Linked DNA regions of Homo sapiens: region 2 is linked to region 1. The links are chromatin contacts, found by Hi-C or POLR2A ChIA-PET in ENCODE. All regions are on one chromosome and are shown on one strand. Each heading gives the region's core, a stretch centred on a gene start or an enhancer-like site at or near the end of the contact. The rest is flanking DNA. Distances are from core to core; before and after follow the strand shown.

Region 1 (5,199 bases), core at 1,564-4,063:
CAACAGATGCTATTACACCCCCATTTGATGAGTAAGGATGTTCGTGGTGACAATGGGATTTAGGGTGAACATGGGGTCGGGATGTGTACAAAGATGAGGGTGCACTTAACTTCCCCTACTGCTAAAAAAGGGACGTTGAGCTGGAGCTTGAAGAATGAGCTGTTGTCCATCTGAGGGAGAAGGCAGAGAAAGGACATTTCAGGCACAGTGAACATGTGTGAAAGGATGGGGGCGTGAGGAAGCATGTTATATGTAGCGATAATAACAGGAATGATTGCTAACATACATTGCGAGCATACCACATGACAGGCGCTATTCGGACTTCACATACTGAACTCAAATCCATTCTCACGACAGCCCAGTCTGGTAGATGCTAGCATGAACTCCATTTTATAGATGAGGAAATGAAGGCACAGGGAATTAAGTGATTTCCTTAAGGTCACAATGAGAGCAAGTGGTGAAGCCAGGACTGGAACCTACTTGAGGGACAGGCGTCCTAACAGTGTAACCAAGGTGAGTAAGGGCTAAGCAGGAAGGGATGAAGTATGTAGCTAAAGAGTTGGAGTGGGGTGATGATAAGGGAAGATATTTAGATTTTATCTAAGAAGCAATAGGGAGCCATTGATGGTCTAAGCAGAAGAGTGTTAGAAAGGTCCATGTGGCACAGGAAAGAGGGAAAATTGAGAGAGAGAATGAAGCCACGAAGAGTGTGCTGGGGAGACAGCCAGATCCTTTATTGTTACATGTAAGCCAGATTGCTTCTTCCATCTGGGTAACCATCACCCACTCTGGAGCTCAACTTCAGAACATGGGTTATACTATTTCACAAACTCTTCCTGGGAGACAAGAGCTCCACCTGGACCTGTGACATGACTGGTACCTCCCACATCACATTCTGTGCACCCAGTAACTGCATTTGGCTCTGTTTTCCTTGGATTGCTAGACATTCTTTACCTCTTTATTTAATGCACTAGGTGGTGTTCCTTTTCACCCTAGGAGCACAGGATAGTATTAGAGTCCTTGAAAAGGTGTTTCAGATATTCTTAGTGGGAAGCTCTTCCACTGGGTGTGACCCTGGACAAATGCCTCCTCCATACTTTTTTTGCTGCCTGTCTTGTTTCTCATATATACATGGGCAGGCAACCTGGATTCTGCCAGGCAACCAGGTGGCAAGTTGGCCCGCCCACCAGTCCCAGTTCTAAAGAGTGGCTGTGTGACTTTGGTGAAGTCACTGTGTCTCCCTGGGATGCATCTGAGAGGAAGGAGGCTGTACTAGACAATACAGGCAATACCTAAACTGTCCTCCAGCAAATCATGTTTGCTGTTTCCAGAATCTTTACTTCCGAGAGTCTAATTTTATTCAATGGTTCAATGTATATTTGTAGAGTCAGGCATGGTGCTAGGGATATGGTGGTGCAAGATAGAAAGAACCCTTGCTATCATTCTCACTGATCATATTCAGTAACTGATCCCATTGAACATCCATGCATTGAGCACCCATTACCTCCTGGATCTGCTGCTAGAGGCTATGAGAGGCATAGAGAAGATGAAGATATGGTGCCTGCTCTAAACTAGCTTTTCCTCCAAGTTCACCTCCTTAAAGGGAGACAGCCAGCTGAATGTGGTCAGGAGGACTCCTTAAAAGGCGCTCCTTTTGCTCATCACCTGTAACTTCAGTCAAATAAGTAGCCGTGCCAAACCTGGTTTCTTTGGGGCATGGCTTCCAGGTCAGTGCGTCTCTGACACTTGCCCCAGGTGCAGCAAAGTTGCGAAATGGACACGGCTCCGTGTGCCCACCAGATGGCGGCATTCTAGCATATTCCCTAACAGCTGGGGTCATTGAGAAACAGCACCCTGTGTTGGTGGAGGGAAGAGACCACTTCCTCTCTAATCCAGGGCCCATTCATACTGATCTTCTGGAAAGTTCTGGGGTTAAGGGGCTGGCGGGGAAGGAATGGTGGTCGGGCAAAGGAAAATGGCGCTAAATGCTCCATCCAACAAACATTTCTGGCTGCCTTCTGGAGCTCCCCTTGTCCCCAAGTCTGCATTTGGTGATAAATTTGCATCATTACTTATTTACCTGTCATTCTCTTTTGTCCAGTTGGCGCCATGTCTATTTCCTCTTGGGATCCATGGTGCCTACGCAGAGTCTGGCCCAGAGCAAGGATTAAGGGTCTTGGCCGAAAAAAAGTGAAGCTTATTTTAAGCAAGAACTTAAAACAGACTCTCACCTAAGGACCACCACCCAGGCGAGGGCTTCTTGGGCCATTAACATCCTTGACCTCAAAGATGGAAATTGCAAGATGGGAGACTGAGAGTGCCGTTCAAGGTTCCCTAATGTGAGCCATTGGAGACATGGCTGGGATCAACTTTAACCTATCTCTGCTCAAAAGGTGTCAACCTTGTCCACATCAGCCAGGATGTCAAGGTGGAGAGGATAGAAATTCCGGATCTGGCTGAGTCTAGTGCCCACCAGAGAAAACTTTGGCCTTTAATCTGGGATTTTTACATCATTTTCTTCTCTAACAGAGGGAGAGAGAGGGGCATGAGTTGGGTCCACCAATTGGGACAAGCAGGTCCAACCTGCTTCTCTGCTGTCTTCAATTCCATTCAGACCCCTACGCCCTGCTGCCTAGCACCTCCACCTTCCCCTCTGGGGCTCCAGCAAAGAGGAAGGCAGTCAGAACCACTCCAAAGGGTCCAATCTCCTTGCATTCCAGCCCTGGCCAAAGTCAGCCCGGGAACAAGTGGAGAGCCCCTCTTGAAGGAAGTGATTCAGAAACCATGATGGCCTGGCGGCCCGCCGTGACTCACAGCACATCAATGGGGGAATTGTCTGTAGAAGCCGAGAATTCCAAAGCTCTTTTCTTTCCTTTCTTACTTACTTTCTTTTTTTTCTTTCTTTCTTTCTTTTTTGCCCTCCCCTTGGCGGCATTGTGCAACAGCAGGGCTGCCCAGAAACATGTGGTTTTCATCATTGGCTCCACAGCTGCCCTAGAGCACTGTGGAGAAAATAAGATGGAGAGGGAACAGGATACAAGGGGACCTGTCGCGGTCAAGCAGGGTCCTTCTCTTTCCCCCCACCTTTCTTGTCAACACCAACATCCTCAAAGAGCATCTGGAACGGAAGGGAATAGAATTTTGGATCTGGGAGAAAACTTAGAGTATGTCTCATCCAATAACTCTATGTACAGATGAGGAAACTGAGGCCTCAAGAGGGGACGTAAGTGGCTTGGCAAATGTCCACAGCCAAGTTGCATCTTGCATCTTGCTGCAGTGACTGACTTTTCTTAGCCTCCAAGTCAGGAAATGTAGTTTGACAAAGGATAATTTTTTTCCATGGAATGTGACAGATGAAAAGTCATACCAAGTTTAGTTATAAATCTCTCCATTGTCCCTTTCCCCTTATCTACCAGTCTAGGGAGTCTGTTTTACCCGGAGTCATCTGTGGGGACACGTGCAAAATCTAAAGGTCTTTTTGCAGTTGTCATCTGATTGGTCATCTCTGTAGCATGTGAATTAATGTCCACAGGTTTCCAGGTATTCCCCCTATGCATCCACTCCTACCTCTGCAACGTCTCCTTTTCGGCATTCTTTTCTCCTCCCTTGGCTCTCAGATGCCTTAGTTCTATAGGGCTGTCTTATCTTAACTCATATCCATGTTCACGGTTTCAGTGGCTATCATTCAGCTGAGGACTCCCAAATCTTATCTATAGTCTGTTCATCATTCCTGAGCTACAGACGTGTACATACAGCTGCCTTCTCAGTGCCTTTCTTGGATTCCCCAGATGGAACTCATCATTTCCCTCCATAGCTCTTTGACTACTTTGATTTTATTACCAAGTAACTATGGGACCAATATAGTCAGTGTTCCAAAGCACATGCTTTGGCATCTTATTGACCTGGGCCTGACTCCCAGATATGCCACTTAACTGGCTACGGGTCTTTGGCCAAGTTACTGACCTTTCCAAGTTCCTCATCTGTAAAATGGGGGTAATAAAAATACCTACTTCATAAGGCTGTCATTAAGAGGAAATGAGTTAATACAATAGCATTAACACAATGCCTGGCACATAATAAATACTCAATTACTGCTGAGCTGTTATTTTTATTATGTACCTCAGCATCCTCCCAACTTGAGCCACACTGAATTCTTAGCACTTAAAATATTTACTGACCACATATGTGTTCCAAGCACTGTGCGTGGTATAGAATTACATGAGTGGATAGATGAATTTTCTGTTTTAAAATTGCCTTACAAAGTATCCCCATTTTACAGATGAGGAAGACAATCACTTTCTGAGAAAAGCAAACAACCAACCAAGAGATTCCCTCATGTTCCTTCTTACTAGCCAATAATTTATACTGAATATGATGACACAGAAAAAAAGAAAAAGGTAGGCCAATTCATAGTTCACTTTTCTTTTAGTCCTTACTTACTCAACAGTAAGCCTCAAGTAGAGGGGGTTGGAAGAATGTGTGTGCATCCAGAAGTGAAATAAAAACAGTTGAGTTAGTTTTGTGTAGCATGGTTGTGTAAGAGGAAACCCCTTTCGCTTGGCTCTCATTTTCTCTTGCTGCCGCCATGTAAGACGTGCCTTTCGCCTTCTGCCATGATTGTGAGGCCTCCCCAGCCATGTGAAACTGTAAGCCCATTCAACTTGTTTTTCTTTTCTTTTCTTCTCTTTTTTTTTTTTTTTGAGTCTCACTCTGTCGCCCAGGCTGGAGTGCAGTGGCGCCATCTTGGCTCACTGCAAGCTCCGCCTCCCGGGTTCACGCCATTCTCCTGCCTCAGCCGCCCGAATAGCTGGGAGTATAGGCACCCACCACCACGCCCGGCTAATTTTTTGTATTTTTAGTAGAGACGGGGTTTCACCGTGTTAGCCAGCATGGTCTCGATCTCCTGACCTCGTGATCCACCTGCCTCGGCCTCCCAAAGTGCTGGGATTACAGGCATGAGCCACCACGCCCAGCCTAAACCTCTTTTTCTTTATAAGTTACCCAGTCTCGGGTATGTCTTTATTAGCAGTGTGGGAACTGACTAATACAGCATGTAGGAACTATGAAATATGAATTGTGTAATTTTATTGATTCTGCTTATGAGTTCAATGTTTTCATATTTGCATTTAAAATTTTGCATTGCACAATGTAAAAGTAAATGGTAAAATCCACGTGAATAATGTAAAATTTCATTTATTT
Region 2 (5,199 bases), core at 936-3,435, 39 kb after region 1:
CCGTTTCTTTCACAGAACAATTCATCCTTGCCCCAGATGTGGAAGCCCCACATTCCAAACCCAAAAATGTGGCAAAGTGTTTTTTTTGCTGTTGTTGTTGTTTGAAGGACCTACCTCCTTAAAAGCTAGTGTTTTATAAATAATAACTCTTGTTTGTTTTTCTTCATCATTAGAAAGTCTGTAAAGGGCAATGATGGTGGATTATTAGTTCTGTTATCCTTAGTACCTAGCAAAGCTCCAGAATCATTTTAGGTAGTTAGTAAATGCAATTGGAAATACACATTGTTATTGAAAGAATTTTAGAGCATCTATATACCCTTAATATCACTCTTTGGTGATTAACTGAGAGCTAACTGTAGGAAGTAAATACTATTTATCTTCTCTGTACTTGAAGAAGATATGGGACATTAATTTCTGCAAGTACTCAGTGGCATGAGATGGAGGAGGGTAGATAATGTGTTCCAGGATGGGGGGGTGACACATCATCTTCATTTTATCTACCCAAGGTTGTGAGGCCCCAGTAGGTCATCCGTGTCCAAAGTTAGAAAGCCAATAAGAGATTGACCGGAGACAAACATCTGGACTTACTCTCCACTGAACCAGACATTCAGCCTTGGCGCTAGACGCTCTGAAACTTGGCCGGGCTTCCCACAGAGCTTGGCCCAGGGTCTCCAGTGGCTCCATTGAGCTTGGCGGAGCACATTGACAGAGTTGGCCCAGAAAGACTCCAGGACAACACCCAAACTCCACAGTGCCCCCACCATGGAGTACTTGTTTTGGGGGGCTTTACGTGATGGAGGGCAGGGTGTGGACAGCCCCTGGCATGTAGGCTGAAGTTGGTTCTGACAACCCAGACCTCCACATGGGCCGTTGGGCTCCCCTGAACCCTGCTGGGCTCAGTTCAGGAGAAATGCTCTTGCCAATGGGCAGGGAGGCTTAGCATTCCACCCCTGCTCTTTTAATCCCCTCTGTGCAGGAATGTTCCACTGCAGAGACAGCAGAGCTTGCAGAGACAGGAGGTGGTGCCAAAAGGGAGAGAGTGGTGGAGAAACAGTTTTGATGAGATTTAGGGTGGTGTGTGTGCAGGGATGGGGGTAGGTGCTGAGTTAGGCTCTACCATGGACTCACTGTGTGACCTTGACCAAGTCACATTGCTCTCGGGGCCCAATTTGTTTACCTTCAAAAGATGAGGATAGACAAAAAAGATACAAGATTCATTTCTGGATAAAGCTGTAAAATTCTAAAAGCTGTTTTACTTGTGAAGTCCAAAGTAAGATTCTGTTTTTCATCTACAGGGCCTCTCCTCTAGAGAGATTTGTATACAAGTGCATTTGTAGGAAACAGGGTGTCTGTCTTAATGGGAATATCAGAGTCTACCTCTCATCTCAGTTCTAGAATTTTAAGCACCTTGAGGCAAGGTCTATGACTCATACCGCCCAGGACATAGAATTCCTCTGAATGTAATAAATAGAAGAGCACTTTGAGGTCATCGAATCCAATCTTCTTAGTTTTAGATGGGGGATAATGGGACCAGAGAAGGGAAGTTGTTCTCTCAATATTATACAATGAATCTCAGGCCCGGAACTCAGGTTCTCTGCTCCTAGAACAAAGCTTGTTCCAACAATCGAAAATTTCTGCCTGAAATTTTGTATACGGTCTCTGAATTCCAAGGCTTTCAGATGCTTCCTCTTTTTAAAATAGGCTTGACTCCTCCCTCCTTTGGGCAACTTTCAGGTTAACTCAGGGATTGACTATGGAGACTATAAGAGTCTTAAGCTCATGTGAAGTCTGTGAAATTCCACAGGCTTAAAGTATCCCTTGGGAATCTGAGAGATTTTGCCCAAGTAGCCCAAGCCTTGGACAGCAGCCTCCCTGGAAGGGATGTGGCTCCTGCATTATCTGGTCCCAACTCCAGCTCCAGGATAGGATCTCTGAGCTGACATAATACGGCCCTATTGTAAACAAGGGAGGGTCATGACCCTCCACAAATGACTAACATGCTAATTTGAAAAGTCTGCCTGGACTAGAAAAACAAACAAGAACAATGAAATTTAAGGCAACATTTTAGACAACCAGGAGGCAAGGGGAAACTCAGAAACATGAAAAAAGGAGTCCCCAACAGCTATTGTCCCTTTCATAAACACTCACTAAGCACCGGTCACGTGCCAACCAATGCATCAGCCAACACAAGAGGAAAACACATCAAGCCAGCCCTCTAAGACCTCACAATTCTAGGGGATTAGACAAGCACTCATATGGCCAGTGCTTCTAGGCTGTAAATGAAAAATAGCTTTAAACACCATGTAATAGGAAGCAGCCTCAGCCCAGATTTCTGTATTGAACTTCAGACCAGCAGCCTGCCTAACATCAACCACTTGGATGTCTCATAGGTAACGCATCTTCAAAACAGATCTCATGGTTTTTCACCCCAAATTTCCACTGTTCTGTTAGAATAAGTGACACCATCATTTACTCAGTTGCTCATTCCAGAAATGGGAATCATCCTCGATAACTACTTCTCCCTCGTTAACTCCTCATATTCATTCAATCAATCCCTAAGTCCTATAAATTCTAAACATATTTTAAATATGCCCCATCTTAACTGCTGCTTCCCTGAAAGCAAGTCAACATGATCACTTTTCTCAACAGACTCAGAATTAGCCTTCTAGAATCCACTGTTGTTTCTAATCTGTTCTCTGCAGAGTAATAATAAGACTGATTTTTAAAGAAACACACACAGTTGATTGAGTCACACTCTTGCTTAAAAAGCTTCAATGAGGACTTGTGATTCCATCCATGAATAATTAGCTGTTACAGAAACTGCCCTCCCACTGATGCAATTACTTAACTGCTCATCAGAACAAAATCTAGTATTCTTGAAATACACACAACAAAATCCACCACCTAAGAACATAAAAATCACAATACCCAGCATCCAGTAAAAAATTACCAGGTATGTAAGAAAGCAGAAAAATATAACCCATAACCAGGAGAAAAATGAATCAACAGAATCAGATCAAGAAATTATAAGAAGGTTGAATTTGTAGACAAGGACCATTAAAAAGCTGCTATTAAGTCTTACAAATATGTCCAAGGATATAAAGAAAAACATGAAGCTGATGAAGAAAGAGGTTAAAGATGTAAAAGGATGCTCATAGAATTTATAGAGATAAAACATATAATATCTGAAATGAAAAATACATTTAAGTGAAATTAAATGCAAATTATATACTATAGAAGACAACTGAAGTTGAAGCTGTAGCAATAGAATCTACCCAATATAAAGCACAGAAAAACAAAACAAAACAAACAGTGCCGCAGTGAGCTGTGGAACAATAGCAAACAGTCTGACATTATGTGTTATTGGAATCCCAGAAGAAGAGAGGGGAGTACAGAAAAAATTATGAAAATATTAATGAAAAAAATGTTTCCAAACAATGGAAATTTTAAACCCAAGAAGCTCAATGAACCTGAAATAAGAAGAAAAAACACAAAGAAAACCATACTGAGGAACTTATTTTTGTGTGTGTGATTTAAGTATTTTCTTGATTTTCTTTCAGGAATAAATTCATGTATTTATTTTCAATATTTTGGTAACACATAATAGATATGGACAATGTAGACAGTAAACAACAAATCTAATTATTTACGTATTATCTTCTGAAGCGTAGAGACTTAGTGACAGGAATGTCTAATCCATTGTTGAGCTCATTGATTCCCAAGATAAAAATAAAGTAATAGAAGCATCGGCCAGGCGCTATGGCTCATGCCTGTAATCCCAGCACTTTGGGAGGCTGAGGCGGGTGGATCACGAGGTCAGGAGATCGAGACCATCCTGCCTAACATGGTAAAAACCTGTTTTTACTAAAAATACAAAAAAATTAGCCGGGCGTGGTGGCGGGTGCCTGTAGTCCCAGCTACTCGGGAGGCTGAGGCAGGAGAATGGTGTGAACCCGGGAGGCGGAGCTTGCAGTGAGCCGAGATCGCACTCCAGCCTGGGCCACAGAGTGAGACTCCGTCTCAAATAAATAAATAAATAGAAGCATCTAAATTAAGGTAGTTATTTTTCACCTATCTTGTCTGCACTATTTATCAGTGATTCTGAAACTAAGAGCCCTCAGACCTGAATTCTTTTCGTGTTACAAAAGATCTTCTGATATCCACTTAACATATGTTAACCTTTAGCATTTGACATTTATTAGTCATGGCTTTCAAATGAAGTACTTAATTAAAATCAAAGTGCCATTGTCTTTAGCAATCCTGAAAGAACTGGGTATGAATTAAAATTAGAAAAAAAAATGACAGTGGTTTTAAGAGTACCATAGTTCCTGTGTGAATATTGCAGTTGTTTGAAAAATTTTATAAAATATTCTTATTATCAAAATCGAATTTAAAGTTTAATGATGCAGTAAAGTTGAGACATTCACAAAGAAACTAGAATAATAACAGTAAAAATTTAGTCATAGCTAAGTGCAATCTAACCAAAATGTTCTGGTCAATTGGATTTCGTTGTGCTAAAGACTGACAAACTACACAAGTAATTAGAAATCAAATATTAGTGAGTGTCTAGATGCTGGGGTTAGTTAGAGGCATTTTATGCTGCCAGATATTTTTTAAAATCACTTCTTGGGTCTCCTTAAATCAGGGTAGATAAAATTATTGCAATTTTTATTTTCTTGAAAAAGTTATCACTAGACTATTTAATACATGTGATTTATACAGAATTTACTCTTTGCTCTTTTATTTTCCTTAAGAGGTAGACTTTGCTTTGGGTTCAAAATTAATAAATAAATTAGAGCAGTTAAATGGTCTAACAGTGACAATTCACTGGGAAAATTAAATCTGGTATTATACACACTCAGGATCTGTACATTTCTGACCCAATGGAGTTAAATAAAGAGTTTTGCCTGGCCGGGCGCGGTGGCTCATGCCTGTAATCCCAGCACTTTTAGAGGCCAAGGCTGGCGGATCATGAGGTCAGGAGACTGAGACCATCCTGGCCAACACGGTGAAACCCCGTCTCTACTAAGAATACAAAAATTAGCTTGGCGTGGTAGCGGATGCCTGTAGTCTCAGCTACTCGGGAGGCTGAGGCAGAAGAATGGCATGAACCCGGGAGGCGGAGCTTGCAGTGAGCCAAGATCATGCTACTGCACTCCAGCCTGGGTGACAGAGGGAGACTCCATCGCTTAAAAAAAA

The links. Hi-C counts contacts between places; a loop is a spot of excess contacts on that map. ChIA-PET counts read pairs that join two places held with the same protein, here RNA polymerase II (POLR2A). Pooled maps may share reads with other maps.
Region 2: a map of endothelial cell of umbilical vein shows a loop between it and region 1 (9-fold over the local background). The contact joins two enhancer-like sites. A Hi-C loop is called at or near these places in 3 of 168 maps with a recorded cell type or tissue (DLD1, breast epithelium and endothelial cell of umbilical vein) and 2 of 50 pooled maps. POLR2A ChIA-PET finds 5 or more read pairs at or near these places in 3 of 52 experiments (IMR-90, MCF 10A and activated T-cell).

The regions. Positions count from the first base shown.
Region 1 is chr22:32,658,623-32,663,821 of GRCh38, forward strand. The region is part of intron 6 of SYN3 (synapsin III); the gene reads right to left. It overlaps LOC105373002 (a long non-coding RNA gene), which reads left to right. Exons shown (of 4, transcript XR_938176.4): 4 at 2,102-5,199. Among named protein-coding and RNA genes, the nearest start is that of SYN3-AS1, 86 kb to the left of the region's middle. RefSeq lists an enhancer at 2,306-3,505. Within about 2 kb of position 2,814, at least 12 of the 41 ENCODE cell types and tissues checked have a DNase peak (open chromatin) inside an H3K27ac peak, as active enhancers do; they include breast epithelium, where a contact is called at or near this core.
Region 2 is chr22:32,698,448-32,703,646 of GRCh38, forward strand. All of the region lies in intron 6 of SYN3 (synapsin III), which reads right to left. Among named protein-coding and RNA genes, the nearest start is that of TIMP3, 100 kb to the right of the region's middle. Within about 2 kb of position 2,186, at least 9 of the 41 ENCODE cell types and tissues checked have a DNase peak (open chromatin) inside an H3K27ac peak, as active enhancers do; they include breast epithelium, where a contact is called at or near this core.